Regions from separate parts of the Homo sapiens genome. Here region 2 is linked to region 1. Evidence: read pairs that join two places in POLR2A ChIA-PET (ENCODE). Cell type or tissue: IMR-90. All regions are shown on one strand. Links, peaks and the distances in the headings refer to the core of each region. The heading gives the core; the rest is flanking DNA. Region 1 overlaps DDHD1 (DDHD domain containing 1). Region 2 overlaps LOC105370502 (a long non-coding RNA gene).

What was found. ChIA-PET counts read pairs that join two places held together with the same protein. Peaks named below come from ENCODE experiments on the same cell type or tissue, not always from the same donor. Only the 100,000 strongest peaks of a DNase experiment are listed, where the experiment ranks them.
Region 2: POLR2A ChIA-PET joins it to region 1 with 6 read pairs; 2 of 35 experiments call an interaction of 5 or more read pairs at or near these places.

Annotation. Positions count from the first base shown.
Region 1 is chr14:53,125,065-53,129,064 of GRCh38, forward strand. The region is part of intron 1 of DDHD1 (DDHD domain containing 1); the gene reads right to left. Among named protein-coding and RNA genes, the nearest start is that of DDHD1, 26 kb to the right of the region's middle. In IMR-90, for the core only: no CTCF peak of the experiment used is centred there; no DNase peak of the experiment used is centred there; H3K27ac peaks cover 374 bases.
Region 2 is chr14:53,195,718-53,213,177 of GRCh38, forward strand. The region is part of intron 5 of LOC105370502 (a long non-coding RNA gene); the gene reads left to right. Among named protein-coding and RNA genes, the nearest start is that of DDHD1-DT, 51 kb to the left of the region's middle. In IMR-90, for the core only: no CTCF peak of the experiment used is centred there; no DNase peak of the experiment used is centred there.

The DNA of each region.
Region 1 (4,000 bases), core at 1-4,000:
GGACCTACCCTAAATGTCTCAATTTAACTTTATCACCTCTTTTATAGGTCTTATCTTCAAATACTGTCACAATCTGAGGTATCAGGGCAAGGACTCCAACATAAGACTCTTAGCCTTTTTGCAAATTTTAATTCATGGAGGTAGCTTTTATATATTCTCAATTCTTTGCATCTCAATTTGGAGAAGAGACTTTAAATCACAGGCCATTTTATATCAACTCTTCCAAGTTTAATATTTTGGTGGATCTAGGCAATGCAGAATTTTATATGCTTAGGGAAAAATTTCTCTCTAGGTACTTAGCTAAGAAAAAAAATATTTGATATAACCTGCATAGATATGGAAGAAAAACCTTGCTAAATAAAATGGAGTATACAACCGTAAAACAGTTGTCTGAATTTTCAGTGTTGATTTTAGCTTAGTAGATACAATCAATTCCACACTGATTATAGCCATTCTATCAGATTATTAAAATCAAAAGAATATGTATTAACATAGTTGAAACTTTTAATATCAGCACAGTGTCATTCAAACTTTTCTATTTTCTCTTTCTACTCTACATATTTTCCATGATTTAAACCTGTGGTTTCTAAACCTGGCCTATAGTCAGAATCACCTGAGGAATTAAATTAAAAGATGGATTTTTTTTTTTTTTTTTGAGATGGAATCTCGCCCTGTCACCCAGGCTGGAGGGCCATGGTGTGATCTTGGCTCATTGCAACCTCCGCCTCCTGGGTTCATATGATTCTCCTGCCTCAGTCTCCCGAGTAGCTGGGATTACAGGTACCCACTACCATGCCCGGCTAATTTTTTGTATCTTTAGTAGAGACAGGGTTTCACCATGTTGACCAGGCTGGTCTCGAACTCCTGACCTCGTGATCTGCCTGCCTTGGCCTCCCAAAGTGCTGGGATTACAGGCGTGAGCCACCGCGCCCAGCAAAGATGGATTTTTTAAGATTCCTTCCCAAACTTAATAAACCAGTCTCTGAAGATAGGGTCCAGAAATATGTACTTTAAGTTCTTCAAGTTATATATCACAAAACACAGTCCTTGCATAAGTGATCACTGGTTCCCAACTAGTTAAAAACAGTTAATTCTCTAAATCTGATCATTTACCCAAGGTAAAAATATTTTCAGTATTTTTATGTATACATATTTACAAATTATGTATATATATTATTGTTCTAAAATGTTTGATTCATTATGATACACAAAAATAGAAAAATTGAAAGGGTGAAATAGAAGTGAATATGAATTCAAACATTTTCATTATAATACATCTAAATGTAGTGTCTGCATACCCTATTTTACTCTTTTTGAGACAGGGTCTCACTCCCATCTCCCAGGCTAGAGTGCAGTGCAGTGGAGCAATCACGGGTCACTGCAGCCTCGACTTCCCGGGCTCAGGTAATCCTCCCACTTCAGCTCCCAAGTAGCTGGGACTACAGGCATGCGCCACCATCCCCAGCTAATTTTTTGTATTTTTAGTAGAGATGGGGTTTCATCATGTTATCCAGGATGCTCTTGAACTCCTGGGCTCAAGCAATCCATCCACCTTGGCCTCCCAAAGTGCTGGGATTATAGGCATGAGCCACCCACCCGGCTGATGTAACATCTTTCTTTAAGACTCATATCAAGCATCAATTTCTCTGGAAAGCTTTTTACTTGACGTAGAAGTGGTCATTCCCATCTTTTTTTTTACCTAGTAAATATTAACTATTTGTTGAATTAATGAAATTAAAGTTTTGAAAAAATGTATTGAAAGAAAACAATTCACGTTACAAAAGAGAAGCACAGCGTTTAGAAGATGGCAAACAAATGTCAGACTGTCAAAATAGTTACTAGTCAGGAGGATTAACTAGCTATAAATAAAACAATCACGTGAGAATTTAAGCTCTAACGGGTTGAAATCAAAAGAGAAACTAAAATTTTTTAAAAAAGAACAGAGAAAAAGGAGAAAAAGATTTGTGTAGTCAAAATTCATAATGCTAACAAGCACAGATGTAAACGCTTGAACATATGTTTTTTTAAAAAAGCAGAAGAAACACTTAAGAAACTAAAGTTACCAGACAATTGAGAAATTTATTTAGAAAATCATCAAACAGGAGGAATACATAGCAATAAAGTTGAGTGAGGAAATTTTACACAGGTTACAAAATAATCCAGGATATTAAGTATTATTGGCAACCTAAGCTTCATTATCTGCTCAAATCGTGTAAACAGTGAAGTTGCAGACTGTACAACAGTAGAAAAAGAACTGGGTTAAGGACTCAGGAGGCCTAGCCTAAAATTCCAGTTCACCCCTTAACCTCTCTGAGCCTCAGCTTATCATCTATAACATGAAGATATTGTCTCACTGCAGGGTTACAATGGGGATTAATAAAATAATGTATGTGAAAGTACTTTGTAAACTACAAAATCTCATGCCAAATTATGGCATTATTTTAATTTGTGGAATATTGTTTGAAGTTTCTAAATCCACATGCAGTAGTTACACACAGCTACATCAAGACTAACCGTGAAGAATCCTCAGCCATTTGGTAGAACTAAACACCATTTTCCCCACCAAGTCTTCTAAAATAAAAACCTTATGCCATGACAGCTGGAGAAGGAAGCCCAGAGAATCAAAAAACAAATACATACTAAGACCTGAAGGTAAGATCGCTACAGACACACAATGACTGGCAAGCTAACTCAATGCTCTGATTTACTTCCTGGTGTTATTAGTAAAAGGTAGGTCTTTTTATGTGAAAATAGATCCTTAAGAGTCTGTTTTTACATTGAGTTGTATAGTTGTATGAACCAAGACAGAATAAGAAAGGTGGAATGACATGGTTTGGCCATGTCCCCACCCAAAATCTCATCTTGAACTGTAATTCAAATTGTAATCTTCACGTGTTGGGGGAGGAACCTCATGGGAGGTGAACAGAACACGCGGGTGGTTGCCCCATGCTATTCTGACAGTGAGTTCTCACGAGATCTAATGGTTTTATAAGGGGCTTTCCCCTCTTCGCTCTATATTTCTCTCTCCTCCTACCATGTGAAGAAGGACGAGTTTGCTTCCCTTTCCACCATGATTGTAAGTTTCCTGAGGCCTCCCCAGCCACGTGGAACTGTGAGTCAATTAAACCCCTTTCCTTTATAAATGACCAAGTCTTGGATATTTCTTCATAGCAGCATAAGAATGGACTAATATATGGAGACTAAGGATCTGTCTTAGTCCATCTAGGCTGCTGTAATAAAATACCATAAAGTTGGTAGCTTTTAACAATGGAAACTTATGTCTCACATCTCTGGAGACTGCCAAGTCTAAGATCAAGGCACCAGCAGATTTGGTGTCTGGTGAGGGTCCACTTTCTGGTTCATTGTGCCTTCTCACTGTGCCCTCACATGGTGGAAGTGGGGAAGGAGCAGGGTGTTAATGCGATTCACAGGACTCTGCCGTATGACCTTATCACTTCCCAAAGGCCCCACTTCCCCAATACCATCACCTAGAGGTTTAGTATTTCAACATACAAATTTTGGGGAGATATTAACCTTCAGTCCACTGTAGGAGCATAAGAAATTAAGTGCAACAGCTGGTTCAGTTAGGCCATATGTATTATGTCAGCAAAAAAGGGCCAGAAGCCAACAGTTCTGATACAAAAGTCTATCACTTCTACCTACAGCCCATAACTGCATAATGTCAGGCCTCTGAGCCCAAGCTGAGCCATCATATCCCCTGTGACCTGCAGGTATACATCCAGATGGCTTGAAGCAACTGAAGAACCACAAAAGATAACATTCCACCATTGTGATATGTTCCTGCCCCACCCTAACTGATCAACTGACCTTATGACAATACACCCTCCCTGCCCTTGTGATAATGCACTTTGTGATATTCCCCTGCTCTTAACAAGGTACTTTATAATATTCTCCCTGCCCTTGAGAATGTACTTTGTGAGATCCACCCCTGGCCCACCTATCCCAAACCTATAAGAACTAATGATAATCCCACCACAAT
Region 2 (17,460 bases), core at 7,675-11,674, 78 kb after region 1:
GGATTACAGGCTTGAGCCACCACCCCCGGCCAGTGTCAGGTAGTCTTCTAAGTGTTTTGGATGCATCAGTGAAAAAGAAAAACAAAAATTTTTTTGCTTTTGGGGAGTGAGCAGATTGACAGTAAACCATAACCACAGTAAATGAGATATAATATGTTAGAAGGTGAAAAGTGTGATGGAAAAAATAGAGTAGGTTAAAGGATATCAGGAGTTGAGTTTACTCCCAAGAGATGGCATTAATCAATTCCTGAGGGATCTGCCCCTATGCCCGAGATTGCACCACTGCACTCAGCCTGGGCAAACACCACCCACTAGGCCCCATCTCCGAACACTGGCAATAAAACTTCAACATGAGTTTTGGTGGGGACAACCCATCTTCAAACCATAGCACCATCTTCAGACACGTGATGCTCAATCATGGCAACCCACAAGGGTAATGAAGAGGTGGATTGATCACGTCCCAGATGTTAAGCATCGCACCCTGCAGGTCAGGCTTAAAAATGACTACAAGAGAGAACACAGAAGTGAAGCCATCTATAGACAAACAGCATGTCTTCTACATTAACATGACTTTACCATTTAATTGTTTTAATCAAGATAGCTTTATTATTTCAGGATACTCTTAGAAACATAAAAATCGCAATTAACTATATTTTCCATTTCAAGAACTTTGTTAAAATTTTATTTAAATAAGCATCATGATAATTTGCTCTCCAAGAGTTTCTAAAACCTTTGCTTTAAAACCCCTACCTTGCTACGTACACAAATTATGATTATAACGTGATTCTTACCCAGTATTAATCAAACCGCCCCCTATTGGAAGACCTGTCTTAAACTCAATCTGTAAGCCCCAAAAACGTCCTGACTTTGCATTTCTGCTCCAAGATACTACTGATAATTTATCTCACTACTAAGGTAGTGCTCTCCAATACTGCAGTAATTAATAAACCTCAGCTTTGCCTTATCAATAGATTAGTTTGGTTGTATTCTGAGGGAGCACATATTCAACAATATTTGGCCTGGGCACCTGCCAGTCGGACGACATGCTGGCTGTGTCACGGGAGCAGGTCCTGGAAACCCTGCCGTGCCTAGAAATACCCTTTAGTTAATGGATTGTGGGAGAGGTAAGGGTGGCTCCAAGGGTGGAGGAGAGTTGGGGTGGGTGGGTCTGGTGGGTGGAGCAGTGTTTTGGGCAGCATCTGTGTACCAACTGGCTTAGAAGTATTTCAGTGCTTTGACAACTGGCTAAAACATTATCCTGGCTATAGTTGGTGGGTACCAGTTAAATATTGATCCTTGGTGAAATGATCAAAAGAGCAGATGGGAAAAAGTATGACTCATGGATGCCAGCATGTATAGATACCTATTCTAGGGAATAGGTGTATTTGTCTATTGAATGCCTTGCCAAACTCTAAACCCCCTGAAACTTAAAAGTAACCCTGGGAAGTAGGACATCAAATTGGTGAAGATTAAGTTTTGCCACTTGGTTGAATATAAATTCCATGTAGATATTATATCTAGCTCTAGAGAAATAAAGTGACATTCTTAAAAATACATTTCAGTTTTTTGGACTGAAATTTAGAAGTGCTATGTATACATTTTTTCTTTATATAAGTGAGATCACACTTTTTCCCACTTAAGAAGTCTATAATATAGCTTTTCAGTGACCTACCTCATTTTTCAATATGGTTGCATAGTATTTTGCGTAGTGTTTTATGGTATGAATGTACTAGGTTTTATATAACCACTTCTATGATGGACATTTACATTATTGTAGTCATATTGCCATGGGAAACACTGCTGTAAAAAATATCCTTTTATATACATCTGAGGAAAAATTCCTACAAGTAGAATTTCTGAATCATTTATTGCCTAATTACCTATCAAAAAGGTTGTATCAATTTACTTTTCACACTAACAATGTATGAAAGTTGTATTTCCTGTTATTATTACCAACACTAGGTGCAATAGTTAATGTTAGGTGTCAACTCGATTGGATTGAAGGATGTCTAGATAGCTTGTATTTGTGGTGTGCTATGGGGAATGAAGAAAGTAGTGAAGAAAGTAGTATTTCCCACCAGGGCAGAGAGAGGTGGCAGCAGCTAGCAGGATACAGGGGACTACAGGGAAGTGGGCTGCAGAGTGGACACACCAGAACAGCCTACCTCCTCCCCATTTCCCCTACCTCAAACACACCCAGAGAATGTAAGCTCCATGAGGGCAGTACTTTTTTTTTTTTAACCTGCTTTTCATGTTATATTTCTAGTGCCTAGAATAAGAGCTTGACACATTGAGTAACAGTAGTTACTCAATAAAAAGTTGTTGGAATGAATGAACAAAAATCCTAGCAGAGGTTCTGAACCACCTACAGTGCTTGGAATGGGGGTTTGAGCTGGAGCATTTGGATGTTAAAGCAAAAGGTGAACCCAGAAAGATGGAGACTTGAGAATCTAGTGTTCATTTATCAGCCCTGAATCTTGGCTGCTTCAGCTCTGGTCTCTTATGTGAGATGTCTGTTGTGTCTATCTGAATTTATTCTCTATGGATAAGCAATTTGTGATACTGCAGTGATGGAGAGCTCTTTAAAATCCCTAATTGCTTCCTAAATGGAATCTCAGCTACAAATGGATCTTTCAGTGCATATTACCATGACATTTCCTATGTAAGTCTGTAACCACCCAATGGGTTCATTTTGCCTGCTGCCCAGATAGAGCTGATTTATCAAGACAGAGAAATTGTAAAGAGAAAGAGTTTAATTCACACAGAGCTGACTGAATGGGAGACTAGGGTTTTATTATTACTCAAATCAGCCTCTCCTGAAATTCAGAGGTAGGGTTTTTCAAGGATAGTTTAGTGGGCCAGGGAATGGGTGCCACTGATTAGTTGGGGATGCAATCACAGGGGTGTGAAAAACAGCCCGCTTCTGGGTGGGGGCCACAGGATGGTTTGGTGGGTCTGGGTGGAGCCATCATCCTCAGAAATAGAAAAATCTGAAAAGACAGCTCAAATGGCCAATCTTAGGTTCTATGACAGTAATGTTATCTGCAGGAGTAATTAGGGAAGTTGCAAATCTTGTGACATAAATAATAATGGCTGATAATCGTTTATGTCCACACCAAAGCAGAATTCAGGCTCCTCTCATCCTCCTAACTTGGTGGTCTGTCACTAGCTTTACAAAGGCAGTTTAGTTTTGGGGGAGGGCTATTATCATTTAAACTATAAATATCTCTCAAAGTTAGCTTGGCCCAAGCCCAGGAATGATTAAGGGAAGTTTGGGGGTTAAAGGCAACACAGGGGTTGGTTAGATGATATCTCTTTCAGTGTCTTAATTTTCTCACTGTTATATTTGCAAAGGTTGGTTCAAGTCTGTTAAATCAATCCCTCAGGGATGTTACACTTACAATGTGGTGGGTTTGGGGGCTCAAGAGTGGCATCTCAACAAGAAATGGCCATTGTAAGTCCTACAAGATGAGAATTAGAGACCTGATGAAGAAGTCTTTCAGAATCTTGGATGCCACCACCATAGCTGTGATTCAGGTGATCATCAGTGATATGGGTTGGCTGTATTCCCATTCAAATCTCAACTTGAATTGTATCTTCTAGAATTCCCACGTGTTGTGGGAGAGACCTAGAGGAGGTAATTGAATTGCATCATGGGGATTGGTCTTTCCCATGCTATTCTCGTAATAGTGAATAAGTCTCATGAGATCTGATGAATTTGTCAGAGGTTTCCACTTTTGTTTCCTCCTCATTTCTCTCTTGCTGCTGCCATGTAAAAAGTGCTTTTGCCCTCTGCAATTATTCTGAAGCCTCCCCAGCCATATGGAACTGTAAGTCCAATTGAACCTCTTTTTCTTCCCAGTCTTGGGTATGTCTTTATCAGCAGCATGAAAATGGACTAATATAGGAAATGGTTACCAGTAGAGTGGGATGTTGCTGAAAAGATACCTGAAAATGTGGAAGTGATTTTGGAACTGGATAACAGGCAGAGGTTGGAACAATTTGGAGGGCTCAGAAGAAGACAGGAAAATGTGGGAAAGTTTGGAACTTTCTAGAGAACTTTCTAGAGACTTTCTTGAATGGCTTTGCCCAAAATGCTGACAGTGATATGGATGTTAAGGTCCAGGGTGAGGTGGTCTCGGATGGAGTAGAAGAACTTGTTGGGAACTGGAACAAAGGGGACTCTTGTGATGTTTTAGCAAAGTGACTGGTAGCATTTTGCCCTTGCCCTACAGATTTGTGGAACTTTGAACTTGAGAGAAATGATTTAGGGTATCTTGTGGAGGAAATTTCTAAGCAGCAAAGCATTGAAGAGGTGACTTGGGTGCTGTTAAAGGCATTCGGTTTTATAAGAGAAGCAAAGCATAAAAGTTCAGAAAATTTGCAGCCTGACAATGTGATATAAAAGAAAAGCTCATTTTCTGGGGAGAAATTCAAGCCAGCTGCAGAAATTTGCATAAGTAGCAAGGAGCCTAATGTTAATCCCCAAGATGAGGGGGAAAATGTCTCCAGGCTATGTCAGAAAACTTCACAGCAGCCCCTTCCATCACAGGCCCAGAGGCCCAGGGGGAAAAAGGGGCTTCGTGGGCTAGGTCCAGAGTCCCTGTGCTCTGTGCAGCCTGGGGACATGGTGCCCTGTGTCCCAGCTGCCCCAGCCATGGCTGGAAGGGGCCAACATACAACTTGGTCTGTGGGTTCAGAGGGTGGAAACCCCAAGCTTTGGCAGCTTCCACGTAGTGTTAAGCCTGCGGGTGCAGAGAAGTCAAGAACTGAGGTTTGGGAACCTCTGCCTAGATTTCAGAAGATGTATGGAAATGCCTGGATGCCCAGGCAAAAGTTTGCTTCAGGGGTGGGGCCCTCAGGGAGAACCTCTGCTAGGGCAGTGCAGAAGAGAAATGTGGGGTTGGAGCCCTCACATAGAGTCCCTACTGGGGCACTGCCTAGTGGAAGAGGGCCATCATCCTCCAGACCCCAGAATGGTAGATCCACCAACAGCTTGCACTGTGCACCTGGAAAAGCTGCAGACACTCAATGCTAGCCCGTGAAAACAGCCAGGAGGGAGATTGTACCCTAAAAAGCCACAAGGGTGGAGCTGCCTAACACCATGGGAACCTACCTCTTGCATCAGCATGACCTGGATGTGAGAGCTGGAGTCAAAGGAGATCATTTTGGAGCTTTAAAATTTTACTGTCCACTGGATTTCAGACTTGCATGGGCCCTGTTACCCCTTTGTTTTGGCCAATTTCTCCCATTTGGAATGGCTGTATTTACCCAATACCTGTACCCTCATTGTAGCTAGGAAGTAACTAGCTTGTTTTTTATTTTACAGGCTCATAGGTGGAAGGGACTTGCCTTATCTCAGATGAGACTTTGGACTGTGGACTTTTGGATTAATGTTGAAATGAGTTAAGAGTTTGGGGGGGATGTTGGAAAGGCATGATTGGTTTTAAAATGTGAGGTCATGAGATTTGGAGGGGCCAGGGGCGGAATGATATGGTTTGGCTGTGTCCCCATTGAAATCTCAACTTGAATTATATCTCCCAGAATTCCTACATGTTGTGGGAAGGACCTGGGGGAGGTAATTGAATCATGGGGAGTGGTCTTTCCTGTCCTATTCTCATGATAGTGAATACGTCTCAAGAGATCTAATGGGCTTATCAGGGTTTCTGTTTTTGCTTCCTCCTCATTTCTCTCTTGCTGCCACCATGTAAGAAGTGACTTTCACTCTCCGGCATGATTCTGAGGCCTCCCCAGCCATGTGGAACTGTAAGTCCAGTTAAACCTCATTTTCTTCCCAGTTTTGATATGTCTTTGTCAGCAGTGTGAAAATGAACTAATACAGTCAGTGACCAAATAAAGCTATGAATGTATTGCATAGAGGTAACAAAGTGTGAAATGCATCTGTAGGACTATTCTACTAAGGTTAGGAACTGCTGAGGAACTTGGTGGGTTTGGGCTTGGAATGGGGACTACTTTTCTAAGATGGCCAAAATATTTGGGGACAATTATCTGGGGAGAAAGTGGAAAGAAGGTGGGCCAGGCACTTGACCTCTGATTTTTGGACACATAAATCTCTAAATCATCTGAGTTTCCGTGAGGATATACATAAAATGGAAGTAATAATGCATACCCCTGCTGCATTTTGGTGAGGTTTAGAAGTAATTTATTTATAAATACCTAGCTGAGTGCTAGGTACACAAGAAACACTTAATAAATTATAGCTATTAAGATCATAAATGTTTTTCAGATTTGCTTAGAAATGGCTATACAGTAGGGCTATACAGTAGGCAGTTCAGTAAAGCCCAAATAAAGGGCTTGTAGAGGGTTAGAGTATTACCATATTAATGTACTGTAAACTAAAAAGTATTTGAGACAAGTCTCAATCAATTTAGAAGTTAATTTTGCCAACGTTAAGGACATGTCTGTGACACAATCTCAGGAGGTCCTGAGAACATTTACCCAAGATGGTTGGGTTATAGCTTGATTTTGTACATTTTAGGGGGACAGAAGTTACAAGCAAACATTAATCAAATCAAACCGTAGGTGGACTCAAAGATTTTCTGATTGGCAACTGATTGAAAGAGTTAAGTTGTTATTTAAAGACCTGAAATCAATAGAAAGGAATGTCTGGGTTAAGATAAGGGGTTGTGGAGACTAAGGTTCTTATTACGCAGATGAAGTCTCCATGTAGCAGGCTTCAGAGAGAATAGTTGGTAAATGTTTCTTATCAAACTTTAAAAGGTGCCAGACCCACCCCACAGCCACAGTCCACAGGCACACCACTGCTCCCTGAGGCAGCCTTGGCCCTGGCCTGGGCTAGGGCAAAATTAGAGAATTTTAAAATTTTGGGAAAATGGCAGATAGGAGGCAGGACTAACTTGCAGCTCCCACTCAGACAGACAGAGAAGCGTGTGGAGACCCATATCATGAACTTTTGCTCCAATAACTACTACAGGAACATACCAGGAAAGCCAAGATAATCCACAGACCCTTTGAACTTCAACTTCAGGCTCCATGGGACAGCCAAGGAACTCCAAAGACAAAGAAAATAACTTCTTGGGAGCTCTGTGGCCCCACCCACCTCCTGATCCTCCCTGTACTGCCACAGCTGATGTGCTCTTGAAAGCACCACCTCCTGGCTGAAGGCCAACCAACACAAAACCAATGCAACACAACAAAAATACTACCAAGCACCTCACAGAGTCCACTTTACTCGCCTGCTACCTCCACTTGAGCAGGTGCTGGTATCCATGGCTGAGAAACCTGAAGATGGATCACATCACAGGACTCTTTCCAGACACTCCTCAGTACCAGCTTGGAGTCTGGTAGCTCTGCTGGGTGGCTAATCCAGAAGAGAAATAACAATCACTGCAGTTCAGCTCTCAGGAAGGCCTAAATCTAGGAGAAAGTGCAGAGCACTATGTCAAAGCAGCACCCGGTGGGACAAAATAATCTAAACAACAGTCTTTGAGCCCCAGATCTTCCCTCTGACATAGTCTACCCCAATGAGAAGAAACCAGAAAAACAATTCTGGTAATATGACAAAACAGAGTTCTTTAACACCCCCAAAAGATCACAGTAGCTCAACAGGAATGGATCCAAACCAAGACAAAATCTCTAAATTGCTAGAAACAGAATTCAAAAGGTTGACTATTAAGCCAGTGAAGGAGATACCACAGAAGGGTGAAGTCCATCTTAAGGAAATGAAAAAAGTAATATAAATGGAAACATCTCCAGTGAAATTGATAGCCTAAATAAAAAACAATCACAACTTCTGGAAAAGAAGGACACACTTAGAGAATTGCAAAATCCATTGGAAAGTCTCAGCAATAGAATTGAACAAGTAGAAGAAAGAACCTCAAAGCTTGAAGACAAGGGTTTTGAATTAAGCCAATCCTACAAAGACAAATAATAAAGAATAATAAAAAAAAATGAACAAAGCCTCCAGGAAGTTTAGGATTATGTTAAACAAGTAAACCTAAGAATAGTTGGTATTCCCAAGGAAGAAGAGAAATCTAAAAGTTTGGAAAACATATTTGAGGGAATAATAGAAGACAACTTTCCCAGCCTTGCTAGAGATCTAGACATCTAAATACAAGAAGCTCAGAGAGCACCTGGGAAATTCATTGCAAAAAGATCATCACCTAGGCACACAGTCATCAGGTTTTCTAAACTCAAGACGAAGGAAATAGTCTTTAGAGCTGTGAGGCAAAAGCATCAAATAACCTATAAAGGAAAACCTTAACAGATTAAGAGCAGATTTCTCAGTAGAAACCCTACGAGCTAGAAGGGATTGGGGTCCTATCTTTAGTCTCCTTAAACAAAACAATTATCAGCCAAGAATTTTGTATCCAGCAAAACTAAGCTTCATAAATGAAGAAAAGATAGTCTTTTTCAGACAAATGAATGCTGAGAGAATTTGCCACTACTAAGCCAGCACTACAACAACTGCTAAAAGGAGCTCTAAATCATGAAACAAATCCTCAAAATACACCAAAATAGAACCTTCTTAAAGTGTAAATCTCACAGGACCTATAAAACAATAATAATAATAATAAACTACAAGGTATTCAGGCAATAAATAGCATGATTAACAGAATAGTACCTCACATCTCAATATTAATGTTGAATGTAAATGGCCTAAATGCTCCATCTAAAAGGTACAGAATGGCAGAATGGATAAGAATTCACCAATCAAGCATCTTCTGTCTTCAAGAGACTCACATGACACATGACTCACATAAGGAATTACATAAACTTAAGGTAAAGGGTTGGAAAAAGATATTCCAGGAAAATGGACACAAAAGCAGGCAGGAGTAGCTATTCTTATATTAGACAAAACAAACTTTAAAAGTACAGCAGTTAAAAAAGACAAAGAGGGACATTATACAATGGTAAAAGAACTAGTCCAACAGGAAAATATTTCAATCCTAAATATATACGCATCTAACACTGGAGCTCCCAAATTTATAAAACAATCACTACTAGACCTAAGAAATGAGATAGATGGCAACACAATAATAGTGGAGGACACTAGACAGGTCGTCAAGACAAAAAGCCAATACAGACACAATGGATTTAAACTATACCCTAGAACAAATAGACTTCACAGCTATTTACAGAACCTTCTACTCAACAACTGCAGAATGTATATTCTATTCGTGAGCACATTGAACAGTATCCAAGATAGACCATATGATAGGCCACAAAACAAGTCTCAACAAATTTAAGAAAATCAAAGTTATAGCAAGTACTCTCTGTGACTACAGTGGACTAAAATTGGAAATCAACTCCAAAAGGAGCCCTCAAAGCCATGCAAATACATGAAAATTAAATAACCTCCTCCTGAATGACCCTCGGGTCAACAATAAAATCAACATGGAAATTAAAAAATTCTTTGAACTAGGCCAGGTGTGGTGGCTCACACCTGTAATCCTAGCACTTTGGGAGGCTGAGGCGGGCAGATCACTTGAGATCAGGAGTTTGAGACTAGCCTCGCCAACATTGTGAAAACCTGTCTCTACTAAAAATACAAAAATCAGCTGGGCATGGTGGCAGGCACCTGTAATCCCAGCTACTTCAGAGGCTGAGGCAGGAGAATTGCTGGAACCTGGGAGGTGGAGGTTGCAGTGAGCCGAGATTGTGCTATAGCACTCCAGTCTAGGTGACAGAGTGAGGCTCCATCTAAAAAAAAAAAAAAAAAAAAAAAAAAAAAAAAAAAATATATATATATATATATATATATATATATATATATATATATATATATATATATGAACTGAACAATAATAGTGACACAACCTATCAAAACTTCTGGGGTACAGCAAAGGCAGTGCTAAGAAGAGAGTTCATAGCATTAAATGCCTACATCCAAAAGTCTGAAAGAGCACAAATAGACAATCTAAGGTCACACCTCTAGGAGCTAGAGAAACAAGAAAAAACCAAACCCAAATGCATCCGAAGAAAAGGAATAACCAGGATTAGAGCAGAACCAAATGAAATTGAAACAAGCAAACAAAATATAAAAGAGAAATAAAACAAAAAGCTGGTTCTTTGAAAAGATAAGTAAAATTTATATACCATTAGAGAGATTAACCAAGCAAAGAAGAGAGAAGATCCAAATAAGCTCAATTAGAAATGAAACAGGAGACATTACGACTGATACCATAGAAATACAAAAGATCATTCAAGGCTACTATGAACAGCTTTATGTGCTAAACAAGAAAACCTAGAGGAGGTGGATAAATTTCTGGAATATACAACACTCCTAGATTAAATCAGAAAGAAACAGAAACTTTGAACAGACCAATAACAAGCAGCGAGATTGAAAAAGTGATTAAAAAGTTACCAACAAAAAAAGTTTAGGACCAGATGGACTAGCAGCTGAATTCTCTCAGACATTCAAAGAAGAATTGGTACCAATCCTATTGACACTATTCCAAAAGATAAAGAGGGAATCCTCCCTAAGTCATTCTATGAAGCCAAATTGCCCTAATAACAAAATCAGAAAAAGACATAATAAAAGAAGAAAACTACAGACCAACCTTCCTGATGAACACAGATGCAAAAAATCCTCAACAAACTACTAGCTAACTGAATCCAACAGCATATCAAAAAGATAATCTGCCTTGATCAAGTGGGTTTCATACCAGGGATGCAGGGATGTTTTAACATCCACAAGTCAATAAATGTATACACCACATAAACATAATTAAAAACAAAAATCACATGATCATCTCAATAGATGCAGAAAAAGCAGTTGACAAAATCCACCATCTCTTTATGATTAAAACCCTCAGCAAAATGGACATTAAAGGGACGTACCTTAAGGTAATAAAAATCATCTATGACAAACCCACAGCCAACATCATACTGAATGGGGAAAAGTTTAAAGCATTCCCTCAGAGAACTGGAGCAAAACAAGGATGCCCACTTTCACGACTTCTCAACATAGTGCTGGAAGTCCTAGCCACAGCAGTCAGACAAGTGAAAGAAATAAAAGGCACCGAAATTGCTAAAGAGGAAGCCAAACTGTTGCTGTTTGCTGATAACATGATTGTATATCTAGAAAATCCTAAAGACTCATCTAAAAACTTCCTAGAACTGGTAAATGAATTCAGCAAAGTTTTAGGATACAAAATTAAAATACACAGTCAGTAGCTTTGCTATACACCAATAGCAGCCAAGCTGAGAACCATATCAAGAACTCAACTGCTTTTACAATAGCTGCAAAAAAATAAAATACTTAGGAATATACTTAACCAAGGAGGTGAAAGACCTCTACAAGGAAAACTACAAAACACTGCTGAAAGAAATCATAGATGACACAAACAAATGGAAACACATCTCATGCTTATAGATGGGTAGAATCAGTATTGTGAAGATGACCATACTGCCAAAAGCAATCTACAAATTCAATGCAATTTCCATTAAAATGCCACCATCCTTCTTAACAGAACTAGAAAAAGCAGTCTTAAAATTCATATGAAACCAAAAAAGGCCACATAGTCAAAGCCAGACTAAGTAAAAAGAACAAATCTGGAGGCATTACATTACCAGACTTCAAACTACACTATAAAGCCACAGTCTCTAAAACAGCACGGTACTGGTGTAAAAACAGGCATATAGACCAATGGAGCAGAATAGAGAGCCCAGAAATAAAGCCAAACACTTACATTCAACCAATCTTTGACAAAGGAAGCAAAAACAAAAAACAGGGAAAAGACACCCTATTCAACAATGATGCTGGGATAATTGGAAAGCCACATGTAGAAGAATGAAAATGGATCCTCATCTTTCACCTTATACAAAAATCACCTCACGATGGATCAAAGACTTAAATCGAGTCCTGAATCCATAAAATTTCTAGAAGAAAACGCTGGAAACACCCTTCTGGATACTTGCTTAGGCAAAGACTGCACAAGCAAGAACCCAAAAGAAAACACAACAAAAATAAAGATAAACAGACGGGACTTAATTACATAAAAACTTTTGCACAGCAAAAGAAATAAATCAGCAAAGTAAACAGACAACCCAGAGTGGGAGAAAATCATCACAATCTAGACACCCAACAAAACACCAATCTCCAGAATCTACAAGGAACTCAAACAAATCATCAAGAACAAAACAAACAATCACATCAAAAAGTGGGCAAAGAACGTGAATAGATAATTCTCAAAAGAAGATATACAAATGGCCAACAAACATATGAAAAAATGCTTAACATCACTATTTAACAGGGAAATGCAAATCAAAATCAAAATGCGGTATCACCTTACTGCTGCAAGAATGACCATAATCAAAAAACCAAAAATAATAGATGTTGGTGTGGATGTGGTGTAAAGGGAACATTTTTACACTGTTGGTGGGAATGTAAACTAGTATAACCACTATGGAAAACTGTGGAGATTCCTTAAAGAGCTAGAAGTATATCTACCACTTGATCCAGTAATCCCACTCCTCTGTATCTACACAGAGGAAGAAAAGTCATTGTACAAAAAAGATACTTGCACATGCATGTTCATAGCAGCACAATTCTCAATTGCAAAAATATGGAACCAGCCCAAATGCCCATCAATCAATGAGTGGATAAATAAAATGTGATACACACACACACACACACACACACACACACACACACACACCTTGGATGATATGGTTTGGCTGTGTTCCTTCCCAAATCTCACCTTGAATTGTACTTCCCGTAATCCCCATGTGTTGTAGGAGGAACCAGATGTGTGGTAATTGAATCATGAGGGTGGTTACATCTATTGTTCTCATGATAGTGAGTGAGTTCTCACGAGATCTGATGGTTTTAAAAGGGGCTTTTCCCCTTTTGCTTGGCACTTCTTCCTGCTGCCATGAGAAGAAGGACATGTTTGCTTCCCCTTCCACTGTGATTGTAAGTTTCCTGAGGCCTCCAAAGCCCTGCAGAACTGAGTCAATTAAAGTTCTTTCCTTTGTAAACTACCCAATGTTGGGTAGTACTTTATGTTTGTCCTGTTAAATTAAATCTGGTCAGATTTGGCCTATTGGTGCAGACAGTTGTGACCTTTTTGTGATCTAATTCAGTTATTTACCATTAATGGCATTTCCTACCTTCAAATTGTCTGAAAATTTGATCACTGGGCCACAAATACCCTCATTCAAGTTGTCAGTAAGAGCTTGAAGTAGTTAGGGACAAGGTCGGTGCTCTGGGGAATGCTTTTGGAAATCTCTGTCCGCGGTGACTTTGACTCATAACTCAGCATTCTTTGGGTTTGGTTCTATGTGTACTTTTGAGCAGTCGCTTTATTCATCTTGTCCATAAGGACATCATGACTGCTGAAATGCAGATTTTTAGTACCTATAGCAGTTCTGAGATTTTTACCACATTACGAATCTTAGGAAAAAATGTTTGTCATGAGTGTTCTTGAATTCAGTGTAATTCCTTGTGATCACAATTTTCTAAGTGTTTAATATATTTAAAATAATTCTAGAGATTTTCCTAGAATCAATGGTGGATTTATTTGCCACCCATTTTGTTTTATATAATTTATATTCTTCCCTTTGTTGAAAATCAGTGGGGGAAAAGATATTCTCCAGATTTCTGGCACCTGTTCTCTTTTCTGTGGGATGCCATTGCTAATCTTAGAAAAGTTTCAGAAAAAGGATAAAACTGGAAACCAGATTTCAAGGTGCTGAGTTAATTAGAGGGGAATAAAAGCTGGATCTTAGGTTTAATAATGCTTTTCCTTAATATGTACAAAGCATTTTTGTGTTTTGAGTTCAGCCATAAGAATACAAACTTCAGTCCGTTAGGAAATTTATGTGTAGAGAACCCTTTGGCCAATTCCTGGCACTTCTCCTTTCCGTCAGATGGTTATATTTCACAATAGCACAATTTATTGAATTTGGCACATTGTCATCTTTTTTTTTTTTTTAACATGAATACAAATCATGCTGTTTCAAATATCTCTTTGACAATTACAATTGCCTGGAAATGTAAGATTATCAGAAAAGGTACATCATAAGAGTTGTACCTAATGAAGAATTTTAACTATTAGTCTTCTAAAGGTTATTATTTCAGTCTTTTATTTCTTTTATTAATCTAGTACACATTTATTAAACATTTCTTTTGTATTATGAGTGATACTAAGTCTGTATGTGTGAAAGTAATTTTGTTTTTTTTCCTTTTTTTTATTATTATTTTATTTTATTTTATTATTATTATACTTTAAGTTTTAGGGTACATGTGCACAATGTGCAGGTTAGTTACATATGTATACATGTGCCATGCTACTGTGCTGCACCCATTAACTTGTCATTTAGCATTAGGTATATCTCCTAATGCTATCCCTACCCCCTACCCCCACCCCACAACAGTCCCCAGAGTGTGATGTTCCCCTTCCTGTGTCCATGTGTTCTCATTCTTCAATTCCCACCTATGAGTGAGAATATGCAGTGTTTGGTTTTTTGTCCTTGTGATAGTTTACTGAGAATGATGATTCCCAATTTCATCCATGTCTCTACAAAGGACATGAACTCATCATTTTTTATGGCTGCATAGTATTCCGTGGTGTATATGTGCCACATTTTCTTAATCCAGTCTATCATTGTTGGACATTTGGGTTGGTTCCAAGTCTTTGCTATTGTGAATAGTGCCACAATAAACATACGTGTGCATGTGTCTTTATAGCAGCATGATTTATAGTCCTTTGGGTATATACCCAGCAATGGGATGACTGGGTCAAATGGTATTTCTAGTTCTAGATCCCTGAGGAATTGTCACACTGACTTCCACAATGGTTGAACTAGTTTACAGTCCCACCAACAGTGTAAAAGTGTTCCTATTTCTCCACATCCTCTCCTCAATCTTTTATTCTTAAAGGGTAAGAGGCTTGTGAGAGGTTTACTTAGTTCCTGCACTCAGCTTTGGTTTGACCAAATGCATAACTGAGCTTCTCTTTATCATTCTGAGACTCAGCTGCAGCAACACTAGAGTTGGCAGTGTTGGCCGAGTACCTCTTCCTAGTACTGTACGAGATATTTTAATTCACATTTTGGCAAGAGGAGATTCCAGCATCTGCTGATTGAAACCCAGGATTCAGGGACCTGAAATGGATTATGTAGCCCGTTTCTAGTACAATGTTAAAACAGATCACTCCAAGTCTAGAAAGTTTTGTATTATCTGGGCTGCTTTTTTAAACACCAAGATCAAAGTTAACCCTATAAACATTCCTTACATTATGGCACAGATGTCTTTGTGAAGAGTTGGTAGAAATTGAGTAGAAGACTGGATTATATTTTATAGGAACTCTGGTGACTTACTTATAAGTTAAAGGTATGCTATTAAGATCTTTATTTTGTTTGAAAGAACACTCTCTAATATATCTTCTGTGTAGCTGTGGATTTTTATTTGATAATTTTTCTTAAAATAGATTTTTTTAAAGTCACCTGACTCTGCTTCTTTAAGACAGACTATAAAAACAACGGAAACCGGGCACGGTGGTTCATGCCTGTAATCCCAGCATTTTGGGAGGCTGGGGTGGGTGGATCACCTCAGGTCAGGAGTTCGAGACCAGCCTGGCCAACATGGTGAAAACCCGTCTCTACTAAAAATACAAAAATTAGCTGGGTGTGGTGGCGGGTGCCTGTAATCCCAGCTACTTTCAGGAGGCTGAGGCAGGAGAATTGTTTGAACTTGGGAGGCGGAGGCTGCAGTGAGCCGAGTTCGCGCCATTGCACTCCAGTCTGGGCAACGAGCGAAATTCTGTCTCAAAACAAACAAACAACAAAAAACAATGGAGCACTCTGGAAGTCAGCTTTTTAGGACCACATGCTGTGACATCTGACACTTGGCATCCTTAATGTTGAGGGCACTTTCTTTGGGAGGTACATTGGCCTATTTCTAAGAAAAATATATATCATAATTATTGTATAAAACAGTTACTGATCTTTTTTTTTTAAAGATGGTAGTAAGTTGAGAAAATTCAAGTAAACATTAAGTAAACTTTAAATATTAAGTAAAGCTTTATTTTAAAAGCTGTTAGAAGTTTCTTTTCTGGCTGTTTAGATAATGCTGGGTAAAGACATTATTTTACAATAAGTAAGTGATTTGAAGAGAATAAAATGATATATTTGGTATAATCAACATTAATGCAATCATAAATAATAGAAAACTCTCATGTTTGGAACACATAGTTTAGATTTTAAGGTAATTTGAATATATCATGTGTGATTACTTAGAGATCAACTATTCTCAGCCCTGGCTGTGCATTAGAATTACTGAGGAACATTTTAAAAATACTGATGTCTGGGTCTCACACTCGGAGATTCTGATTTAATTTGGGAAGTGGATCAGACTCTATATTCTCAGAGATCCATGGGGAAATTCTAATGTATAGTCAAAGCTGGGAACCACCAGTATAAAACCTTGCAACTTAGAGTGTGGGCCATAGACAGTGTTAGCCTCACCTACAGCTTATTAAAAATACAAACTCTCAGGCCCCACCTTAGACTTTCTGAATCAAAGTCTGCATTTTAAGGTGAGGTAAGGTAGCTGACACCTGTAATCCCAGAACTTTGGGAGGCTGAGGTGGGCAGATTGCTTGAGGTCAGGAGTTCGAGAGCAGCCTGGCCAACATGGTGAAACCCCGACTCTACTAAAAAAAAATACAAAAATTAGCCAGGCGTGGTGGCGGGTGCCTGTAATCCCAGCTACTCAGTAGGCTAAGGCAGGAGAATTGCTTGAGCCTGGGAGCAGAGGTTGCAGAGAGCTGAGATTGTACCACTGCACTCCAGCCTGGGTGAGAGTGAGACTCCGTTTCAAAAAACAAACAAACAAGCAAGTCTGTATTGTAACTAGGTTGCAGATTCATTTGCAACATGTTTTTCATAGCACTTTGACTTTAAAAGTGCTTTCATAGTCATTTTTCTGTTCATTTGTGTATTTTGTGTGTGTGTAGGGGGGGTCCATTTATTAAGTATCTGGTGGGAGTGGACACTGTTGTAGATACTGAGAAACATAAAAGTAGGAATAAGATTTGGGCCTCCCTTTCAAGTAAGTTGCAAAGGAGTGGGGTGGAGGTGGGGTAGAAACAGATCTGGTGAGCAGATTGGGACCAGAGATGTAAAACAGCTGTGCTATGGAGCTATTGATAGCCTTTTGGGAGGAGAAGGAACAGGGGATACCCCTCCCTTCTCTACCCCATCTTCACTCAGGGAGTGGGATTTGAGCTGAGTTTTTCAAATAGAAGTAGGCATAGGACTGGTGGTTCCTAAAATGTGATTCCTGGCCAGCAGCATCTGCATCCCCTGAGAACATGTTAGAAATGCCATTTGTTGGGCCCTTTCCAGACTTAATGAATTACAAACTGAGGGTAGGGACCAGCCATCTGTTTTGTATTTTTTTTTTAACATGCCCACCATGGGGGGGAGGGTGGGGGGGGATTATGATACACATCACCCAAGTTTGAGAAC